Linked DNA regions of Homo sapiens: region 1 is linked to region 2. A link is an interaction called in ENCODE POLR2A ChIA-PET data of the cell type or tissue named here. Cell type or tissue: CD4-positive, alpha-beta T cell. All regions are shown on one strand. Each heading gives the region's core, and the rest is flanking DNA. Links, peaks and the distances in the headings are about the cores only.

Region 1 (6,116 bases), core at 1,546-4,045, 710 kb before region 2:
CCTCTATATGCCTCAAATCTTCCTCATCTGAAAAACTGCGGTAATAACAGAATTTACCTAATAGAACTGTTGTAATAATAAACAAATTCATACACATAATGCACTTACAACAGTGTCGAACACATAAGTTATCAATTACTGTTGTCTATTATTATTACTGGGTAATCTGTGTACTGTGAATATGCACATCTAGTAATTTGAATTAGAAATTTTGAAATATATTTCCAAGCAAAAGGCAATAAAAATAGGAAAATAAATCAACATGAAAGGTAACTCTTAATTAAAAACTTAGCTTTGCTCTCTCCTGAAAAATAAATGTATAAATAAATTTTTCTTCAGGTGAAAACTAATGTGAAAGTATAGCATTTCAGTCATATACTTTAAAAAGGATACATCCTATGTATAACATGAAAATTATGAAAAATCCAAAATATTCCAAGGCCACTGAGGAAAGATATAATCATAATTATGTGTCTACCCAATAAAATAAAATAAATTCAATAATTTAGTAAATATATATACAACTGATTTTATTAAGCAAGTAATATCATATTTTCTAAAAATAATAAAAAAACTGAGGAAAGGAAACCAATGTATTTCCTTAAGGTAAGGGAAGAATGTTAATCACAAGCAAAGAAAACAGAAGTACAATGAAAAATTAGGTATTTAGGTGTAGAACATAGTAATGGTATATGCATATCTGATATGCATATAGTCAGAAAACTCAGTCAATATTTAGGCATCTCCTAAATTAGTTGCGCGATTTTAATCAAGCTAATAATTTAACCTCTCTTTACTTGCGTTAGTAACACTTCATGGGGTTGTGACAAGTAAATACGTTAACAAATACACACAACAACACTTAAAACATCCTGGCACAGCCAGGCACGGTGGCTCATGCCTGTAATCTCAGCACTTTGGGAGGCCAAGGTGGGTGAACACTTGAGGTCATGAGTTTGAGACCAGCCTGGCCAGCATGGCAAAACCCCAACTCTACAAAAAAACAAACAAAAAAAAAACCAAAAAAACAAAAAAACCCAGCACATAGTAAGCACTAATAAATATTAACTGTCATCATTATTATCATACGGGTTACTAGTCATAATATGGACATGTAGGTATACCTCAAATATAAACATGGATACATCTGATTTATGAATATCTGTTATAACAAATCAAACTAGGGTTTCAGCTCTCTGATAACATTGGATACACTTGGCTCTTTCCCCTTGCCACTGCTAAAATTGCTTAGTATCTCAGTTCCCTCTCTGCTACTGCTAGAGTATACTCAACCATTTACACATACATGTACACATCCTACCACCACCACCTCCCCCGCTGTGTTCAAGGAATCAGACCAAATACTGGGAAAAGACAGAGGTCACTATATGGGTTTTTAAGTATTCCCTTATTGTGAAAGTTTTCACATTTCATTTTTAACTCACCTTTTAAATTATGTAAATAATCATACTGATATTTAAAAAACTGTAAAATCAAAAGTATACAGTCTGATTTTTTAATAACTAAACTTGTGATTTTTGGAACAGGTCCATTTTTAACTGGGGATTGACTGTGCATGTTTAGCACAGATTCTCAAGATTGAGAGACAACTTATCAACCTCCTAATGCTTAAATCTTCTCATCTTTCTTTCTTTTTTTTTTGAGACGGAGTTTTGCTCTTGTCCAGGCTGGAGTGCACTGGCGCGATCTCGGCTCACTGCAACCTCTGCCTCCCGGGTTCAAGCGATTCTCCTGACTCAGCCTCCTGAGTAGCAGGGATTGCAGGCACATGCTATACGCCCAGCTAATTTTTTGTATTTTTAGTAGACACGGGTTTCATCATATTGGTCAGGCTGGTCTCGAACTCCTGACCTCAGGTGATCCGTCCACCTCGGCCTCCCAAAGTGCTGGGATTACAGGCAGGAGCCACTGCGCCTGGACCTCATTTTTATTTCTAACAAAAGTAGCAGCATAATAAAAATCTTAAAGTATGAAAAATTTTTCAACAAATCATTTACTTGCTATGAAAATGTCTTTGCTGAAAAGATGTTAAATTAATAATTAGCAGCATTCTCCCTCTATTTAAAATTGAGAATTTCTTCTATGCATGCAAATAAAAATTAAGTTACTTATAGCTAAATACTGAAGTCATTGAAATGGCAGTTATATTAAAAATTAAAATCACTTTGACTAGTAAGCTTCCATTTCCCTACAGACCAGGAGAGATAAAGATTTAAGCAAGAAAAAAAAAAAAAAAGAAGAAGAAGAAGGAAGTTTGGGAATTTAAACTGAAATAGCCAAATTTAGAAAAATCTCATGATTTTTTTAAAAACCATTTTAAATAAATTCAGCCAAATCAAGCAGACCAATGATAATACAGAAATTTGAGTAAGTAAAATAATTTTTTAGTTATTAATTCAAATTTTATGCACTTAGGCTTTGCATGGCCTGTTATCACCATGGATTTGAATTTCTGAACAAGAACAGGAGAGACAACTTTTGACGGAATGCTGGACCCAGAAGAGCTAGGTAGATCTCTACAGACTAGTGGGAAAATATATGTTAATCTTCGATTTTCATGTTTAAATCATTTGGTAGGGTTTTTTCTTTGTTTTTGTTTTGTTTCGTTTTGTTTTTTGCCAGGGGGAGGGCACTCCTCAGCACAAACAGTAAACATCTACAACTGTTTCTCTACTTTCATGGAGTGGGGCATTCAATAATAATGTATAAATCAAAATGTTCACTTAAAACTTATCAAAGTTTCAATTTCAAAAACAGTATTCCTTCACAGAATATTAAACTACACCCAAGCATTCCTGATCCTGAACAGAAAATACATAACATTTTATAACATAAGAAATTTTATCCACAGCATTTTTCTGAACTGAATCCCAATATGAATCATGTCTCAAATCAGAAGTCATAAATTAAAGATATTTTCACATGAACAAATTTGACCTTATACAGAGTTTACTCCCACATGGGTCATATAAAATTACCAATGTTAGATTTTGTATGCAGTTTTTACAAAGAGAAATATCACCAGATGAGTTCATTATATATCTGATATTGCTACATCTTAAAATGTACCTTGAAATATTCATATGAGTTAGTCTAAAGAATATGTAATTAAAATACTTAGCCTTAGAGAGTTGTGCCATTGTTATAACCCTTTTCTATTAAGAACTAAGTGGAATATCTGCACGATGGACTAGTCACATTTTTTTTTAAAGGTATAAAACATGTTCTACCTCTAGAAGAGATTGTGAATTTAATCTAATGAAAGATTTTAGTTCTCTGTGGAAACAATAAAAAAGATGAATTATCCAAATTTTCTCTCTCACCCCATCTGTCATCTCCCTATTTTTGCCTGTTTATCCACTAGGTTTTTGGTATAAGGGGAAAGGTCAAAGGACTCTTATTTGCATGATAATTTGCTGAGAGGAAGACAGCCGGTAGCCTAAGGAAAAATATAACTGGAAGAAAGGATAAAAGATGCAAAGTAATGGAATCAAATTAGTAGATTACTTATTGTGGAACTAATGGTTCCAGCAGAAGGTCTCAAAGCTTATGCATCTCTCATAAACCCACCCCAAAGAAGCCAAGTTAGAAGCTTAAAGAAGGCTAATTGGCTTCTTACAAGCCCAAAGTCAAGCCAGATACCAACTTTTCAACTTAGCTCAAATAAACAAGTGCTTACTAAAAATTTATTTGAAATGACCTGAGATGTTACAAAGAATACTAGCCAAGAGTAAGATACGTAACCTCCAGGCTCACAATCTAAGACAGATAAATACCCCAAAATCTGGGTGGCATTTTAAAATTCTACGAAAGGAATGTGGATGATATGAGAATAATGGGAAGGTGGCGCTCGAACTCCTGTGTTGTTATTTTTTTAAATAAACTGTACTTCTAATAATAAAGATGGTAAGAGAGGACACTTAAGACACATGGATCTTCTGCTACATATTCTTTTCATTCTACTCATCACCAGTCTACTTAGTCTACATTCAATGTATCATAACTCTCTGCTTTACTCTCATTCTACATCCCACTCCCAACGCCACTCATCTTCCAAGTCTAAGCTACATTATCATTCTGGTCCTTTGTTATATGCTCCTTCTTGTCTCCCTGGCTCTTTTTTCATCCCTTTTTCCAATTTCCTTCTCCACACTGAAGCCACCATGATCTTTCTAAAATTCTTACAGGCCATGGTTTCCTTTGTAAAATTCTTTTCAACAGTCCCTATCACCTACTGAATAAAGTCTAGTCTAGTTAAATTAGATTGTCCAAAGTATACACCTCTGTAGAACATACAAGACATACAAAATCTGACCACCACTTTCTTGCCCACCTTCATCTCCTGTTATTTTCACTATGCCTCCCTGACCACCTTGAAACCACTCACACTTGAGCAATTTCCAGAATACAACATACCTCAATGCCTTTGCACATGCTGGTCCTTCTGTCTTGTAAACTGTTCCCTATTCTTTGAGTCTCAGCTCAAATACTATCTGCTCTGAGACACTTCTCCTGATTTCCTTAGTCTTCTATACTTATCCTGATAAAATTATCTTTATTGTAACATGATTGTGTTTTTTCATGTACCCATTAAACTCTAAGGTTCTTGATGACAGAGAATATATCATTTCATATTTGTTTAATAATGTTTGGCAGCTTAGAGACAATAAATATGCTAGAACACCTACATTTTGTGCAATATTTTAAGTGATTCCCTAGAATTACCCCATTTAATCCTCATAATAACCTTTCCCTACCCCATGAGAAGGTACTATTAGCATCACATTAGCATCATCTCACTTTACTTATGAGGAAACAAAAACACAGACAGGTTAAGTAACTCACCCAAGAACAGGATTCCAAAAAAACCAAGCAGTCTTATATTACTATAACTCAGGCTTTTTAACTAGCGATATATGAATAAGATATAGATAGATATAGATATAGATACACTAAGGTAATAGAGATGAGAAACTACTGGTGAAAAGCAAGCAGCAGGGCTAAACAAAAAAGAGGAATGGGTAGAAGAGTGACATAATGTAAAATACATTCAGAAAGGTCAGTCAGAAATAAACCTACAATGTGACCTACTGATTCCCACAATTATCTGGGCTGAACTTGGAAAAAAAGGAAGGGGAAGGGGACAGGAGGGAGAGAGGGAGGGAAGGAGGGAGGGAGGGAGGGAGCGAGGGAGGGAGGAAGGAAGGAAGGAAGGAGCAAAATGTCCTCCTCTTAGTAAATCAGCACCTCAATCTTGAGCAGTATTTTCCCAAATTGTGCAGAAAACTCTAGTTTCCTAGGATGCTCAAAGAAGTACCTCCAAAGTATCTTGCGGTAAAATGATTTAAGGAAATACTGGGTTAAGCAAAATCAACAGGTTTCTTTACTAAAGAATTGGGCAGTTAAAACCGATTGTGAATTACGTAGTTCCCAATCTTACTTGAACACAGAAGCCTTCTCTTACATAGCATGTCACGGGACTAATGTTCAGTGGGACAGTTTGAGATATTTGTGTTGCACCTACAATACCATTTGTGAACTCATCCCTATTCACTCATCTCCAAGTCAAATTAAGACAATTAAGGCAGAATACAGGAAGCATGCACTAAGAGTACAAAGTCTAAGAAGTCTATTGGAAAGATGCAATGTTCTCAGGTACTTCAACCCAAAAGCTGTTCTCACCTCTATACATATCTTCACAGTATTTGTTTACAGTTCTACAACAGCATTTTATCCAGTCTAACTTTAACAACTTACTTGTATACATATGCTCTTGGAATTGTTACTGAAGAAGTTATTTTATTCATGTTTACACACAGCCTCAGTTAAAATATTAATAATTATTAAATTAGATTGTCCAAAGTATTCTGATTCAGAGAGAAAATTATTCCAAAAAACATTATAAAAAGCAAAAAGCAGATACCACTGTTATGTCAGCGTATAATGCAACATCTTTTTACAGCAAATGATCACCAATTCCTTAAAAAACCAATTTCCGCCTATATCAATAACATAAGTAAGTTAACACTGTAAGACATATGGGGATATATTAAACTGGGTAAGTAATTTCTACCAGGTCAGATTGCAGTAATTTT
Region 2 (4,804 bases), core at 245-2,744:
TAATGACAGTTAGTAGGCCCTGAGAATCCACTGTCGGTCTGACCCATTCAAGTGCTGAAACTGAATAAAGACTCATTAGGAAGTGACTGGCAGCTTTTGATTGTTCTTGTTTATGCTCTCCTTTTAAAAATAATGTATATAATTTGTTCTCATACTTCGCAATATAGATATGGTGGATATTAAAGAAAAGTGTCATTCTCCTTAGAGCAAACACCAGTATCATGTGAAGAAATTTTCAATCAGTCTAGGGAAGGAAAGGAACTTTTTCTCACTCGGGAAATTCACATTTGTTTCATCAGTGTCAGTATCACAGGTTAAATGACTATCCAGGTGACCATAAGTAAGCCCAGTAAATAACAAGCTGCTTGTTTTTCTTTTTCGACAAATCTGAGCCCCCTCACTATGGTCCTTCTTCCAGCCTCAAAGCAGATAGCTCTCTTACCTTTCTCCGGGTACCGATGCGCATCACTGAGCATCTTGCTCTCCAGTCAAACTGTCAGCACCCTTGCTTCATCTTTGTCTGTGGCCACCATTACGTGAGGCTCATTTACTGAGGACAAATTAAGTTTGTGTGGGCAGCCAGCAAGCTCAGAGGTGCTCAATCAACATGGAAAGCTGTAGAGCAGGGGCATGCGCAGGAGCAATCTGTTAGGCTTCCAGGTTGCCAGATAATTGCCCTCAGAAGACTCCCAGAAGCTATGAAAAGTAAAAAGAAGCCTGCTACAGAGTTCCTAGTGTTTTTTTGTTTTTCTTCCAAGTCTCCAAACACGAGCTTCGTAAATAAATAAAGAAGTGAGGCCCTGACAATCGGTCATTCTAAGGTAGTGCTGAGTGCTCCTGATTTCATGTAATCTGCTTCTGTGGTCTCCCTGGACTTGGGAAGTCTCTCTCAGACCAGCCTTGGGACTTGCTCGGATTTCTGCTGCCCTGTCCTGCTCTAGCTTTGCTGGGATGCCTTAGAGTGAGGCTAGATTTCAACTGTACCCGTCCTTTTGCTACACACTTTTCTCATGAAACATATTGGGTTAAAACCTCAACCAGAATAAAATATTCTGCCATTAAATGAGACACTGAAGAAGTTGTTGGTGGTTCATACAAAAATGTGTTTGTCAGAAGACATGCAAGTTTCATGTGTATTTTAATGAAAAAAACTCTGTACAAGATTGATGCACTGAGTTACTGCGTGGTAAAAAGGTTATACAAAAAGTCCATGGGAGTTCCTCTACAAAAACCCAAGGCTAAGTAATATCACCCCAAAGACCCAAATCCACAGAAAAGATTATGTTATTTACTTTTCCCTTCCCACAAAGTACTTGAGACACCGTTTTAAGTCATGTTTGAATGTAGATAGAATATACTTCCTTGACATTTGAAATAGTACAATAAAAGTTTCTTTTGATCAAACTTGTGAAAGCTGTGAGTGTTAATATGTTAAAACAATACTTTTTTCACTTAAAAATACAACTAATAACACACCAGCAAAAAAAAAAATAGTATAAAATGTGCAATGAAGTAACACATGAAGGTAAAGAAAGTGTTCAATAATAGCAAAGGTAATACTTTTCTATAAGGACCGTTGGTTTTGATTAGCGCCTTTTCTGTAAGTTTAAATCATTATCCACATATTTTAAGTACTGAAATTCCAACTGCAACTTCTGAGTGAAAGTTCATTTTCAGCCTCTTAAGCTCTTAAAATCATTTAAATCACCTGTTATTAAGCTTGTTACCTAGAAACCAAATGAAAAATATCAGAGCAGTGGCTACATAGTTATTAGGTACAGAGGAGTTCTTGTTTTTCCATCAACTTCTCATTTTTCTCAAACTGTATATTTTCTCCTTATGTCACATAAAGTTGGATTGTGTATAATGCTGGAGTGCATTTGGTCTTTAATTGCAAGTGCCACTAAAACTGCTGGGAAGAAGTTTAATATTGTTTAAAATTTTTCTGCAGTATTTTATGTGTAGACATTATGGTGAAGAGATATGATGAATATTGAGATTAATGAATTGTTTCATTTTATTGCACTTCAGGCTGGCCAGCTAAACTATGTGGATCCAGCTACTGGCTATGTGGTGCTCACACAGATTGCCCACTTGCAAAGAGGTGAATGTTGTGGCTCTGCGTGCAGACATGTGAGTAGCAATTCTTGCATTACAGCAGCAGTTTGCGGTGCTTCTGTAACTTCGTAAATACCTATTATTTGAACAACAAGTCAAATAAAAAACCAAATAGACCTGGAGTGAACTTTTCACAAGCTACTTTAGCCAACGACAATGAAGTCCTTAGTACCAACATAGGACTTTTAAAGTTAATGGAATTTTGTAAAGTTTCACTGTGAGCATCAGTTCCTTGAAATGCTGTGATTTGAAATTCATGGGAGCTCTTTATTACAAGGAAACTTTTCATGGGGTTTCAAATAAGTTGTTTTCATTAGGCAAGTACAAAGAGGGCAGGAAAAGAAATCTAGAATGTTGCAGATGAGATCCCTCTTCTTTATTAGTTGAATAAATAGAAACTCGCCCAGCATTGAGAGGTAGGTTTCCTTCAGATAATGATTTTTTCTTTTCTTCTTTCCTTCCTTCCCTCCCTCCCTTTTTTCCTGTCTTCTTTCCATCTCTCTCTCTCTCATTCTGTTCCCCACCCCCCGCCACCACCTTCCTCTCTCTGGTCCTTTCTGTGGCTCTTTTCCAGTCTGTGTTTGAAATAACTGTGAAACTAGATTATACTGCATGTAGTGCCTGTACATTTCCTAAAATGTTTATTTCAATAGATACCTCTCTATGTTCACTAATTAAGATAAACAAACCTCTCCTTCCTTATTATAAGCAAAAAATAAATGGGAATGAATCCTTCACTATTACTTTTTAAAGGCATAGTAGTGAGGTAAATTGTTATAGGGTCAAGATTATAAACAGTAACAACCTCTGTTTACAGAACACTTTGTATGTTTTGGTGCAAGAAGGTGTAATTTCCTTTAACTAGCCACTCTATAATTAAAGAATAGACACTAAATGCATGTATTAACTGTAGCCAGGATTAAAAATTAAACCTTCCGTTTTATGTATGTTCCTGTGCCCTTAGCTGTTTCTAATCAAATGCATAAGAGCTTTTTGTAAATTGAGGATTTGAGGATTTTCTAAAAGTGGATTTTTTGACAGTAAAATTCTTAAATTTGGAAGGATGAATTTAGGAAATGGTTCTTGGACCCTAATTAGGATCATTTGCCTGAGGTTGCCAATATTTTTCTCTTAGTCTGCAGGACCTGATAGTTCAAATGATCTATATAAAATTGTTAACAGTCTCTTTTTGTCACCATGAGAAGTGTGCTTTTTCAAGATGATTGTTAAATAATTTAATAATAATTTGTTTTATTTCTTCTGCAGTGTCCATATGGTCAAGTCAATGTTAAAGATCCATCTAAAAAGAAGCAATTCAATTCATATTTTTATGTTTGACAAGAATTTCATCTCTGTTCCCTAACTGTGCTTGTATTTTTTAAAAAATAAAGCCCCAATTCAGAATTGCTGGATTATTAGTACTTGAACACTAGTTTAATCCTAAATACATATATTAAAAGAACATCAATAAAATGAAAAAGCTAACAAATGTTTGTGTGTTTCTGAAATGGCACATTGATCGTTATTTTCCTTTCTTTTTGCCTCATTATCAGACACATATGTTGAAGAAAAATAATGGCTGTTCCATTAAATAAATAGTAGCAATCGGGTCACATTAGTAGCTCTTGGTTTTTCTTAGCCTCCGTTCTCCTACTGTTTTCTCATCAGTGTTAGCAATCCCAGGGAGGTTGCTGGCAAATAGAAGAGTTTTGATATATTCTTCATTTTATTTATATCTTGAGCTATACGGAGATTATAATATATCGTGCAGCATGTGAGTGCCCAAGAAGTGCCATCCTGCATCAAGAAATGCTCTCATCTTCCATCTGTTCTTTCAATAAAAACTTTAAATCATTTTGACTTGAGGGTCAGGCAGCTGAAGATGTGTCACTTAGACCATCCTTTCTTTTCTCCCCCACCCTTTCCTCCTGTATTTCTTTTGGCACTTCCTAGGCAAATCTATCTTTGAACATTTTATTAGCTGTACACTTTTTCATTCACCACGGTGATGCCCCTGGGCATCAGTCTCCAGCCTGAGTCAGGAGCTTACAGGAGCTTCTTTCCACACCTTGTCTGCTTCTTATGAGGACAGCAGTCCCCAGGAAACCCTTTGCTAACCAGTTGCAGCTACTCAGAAAAATGTGGGTGCTTCCCACTTGGAAGACTGGCTTTGCCCAGAGCTGACTCCCAGCCTTCCCTCAGTGGAATCTGAAAGGTTCTCAGACATCTCGGGGGTCTGCCTCAGGTTCTGCCTGTGGCCCAAATAAGAGCTTTAGAAATCTTAAGCAAACAAAAGGTTTTGGTACTTTCTCCCACATTCAATTCAAAATAAAAGCCATTCTTAACCGTGAAATGAGTGAGAAGAAGCCCAATAAAGTTCTAATTTTCCTCCTGATTATGTCTTTTATTTTTAAATGTCAACTATTAAAATGTCTCCCCAAATTGTTGGCTTTTTTGTTGCCCTACTTTTGCTGGTGCTCTAACCATGGTGCCCAAGTAACACTGCCCATGAGCCCTGAGAGGTAACAGCAGGATGTAAAAGAGTAGTGTCTGTGGACTGGTACTGTCCTATCTGGAAATTGCTTTTAGAGGAGTAGGAGAAGGTGATCAGCATTGTGATAATTGAAGCAGTTTTCCAGAAAAGCATAGGGATTCCTGGGAGCCAGTTTCCTTTCCATTTTTTGGT

What was found. ChIA-PET counts read pairs that join two places held together with the same protein. Peaks named below come from ENCODE experiments on the same cell type or tissue, not always from the same donor. Only the 100,000 strongest peaks of a DNase experiment are listed, where the experiment ranks them.
Region 1: POLR2A ChIA-PET joins it to region 2 with 8 read pairs; 3 of 35 experiments call an interaction of 5 or more read pairs at or near these places.

What each region holds. Positions count from the first base shown.
Region 1 is chr1:197,192,377-197,198,492 of GRCh38, forward strand. All of the region lies in intron 2 of ZBTB41 (zinc finger and BTB domain containing 41), which reads right to left. Among named protein-coding and RNA genes, the nearest start is that of ZBTB41, 5.9 kb to the right of the region's middle. In CD4-positive, alpha-beta T cell, for the core only: no CTCF peak of the experiment used is centred there; no DNase peak of the experiment used is centred there.
Region 2 is chr1:197,903,765-197,908,568 of GRCh38, forward strand. It overlaps C1orf53 (chromosome 1 open reading frame 53), which reads left to right. Exons shown (of 3, transcript NM_001024594.3): 2 at 2,032-2,133; 3 at 3,385-3,598. The coding sequence ends at 3,456. Among named protein-coding and RNA genes, the nearest start is that of C1orf53, 3.5 kb to the left of the region's middle. In CD4-positive, alpha-beta T cell, for the core only: no CTCF peak of the experiment used is centred there; no DNase peak of the experiment used is centred there; H3K27me3 peaks cover 1,418 bases.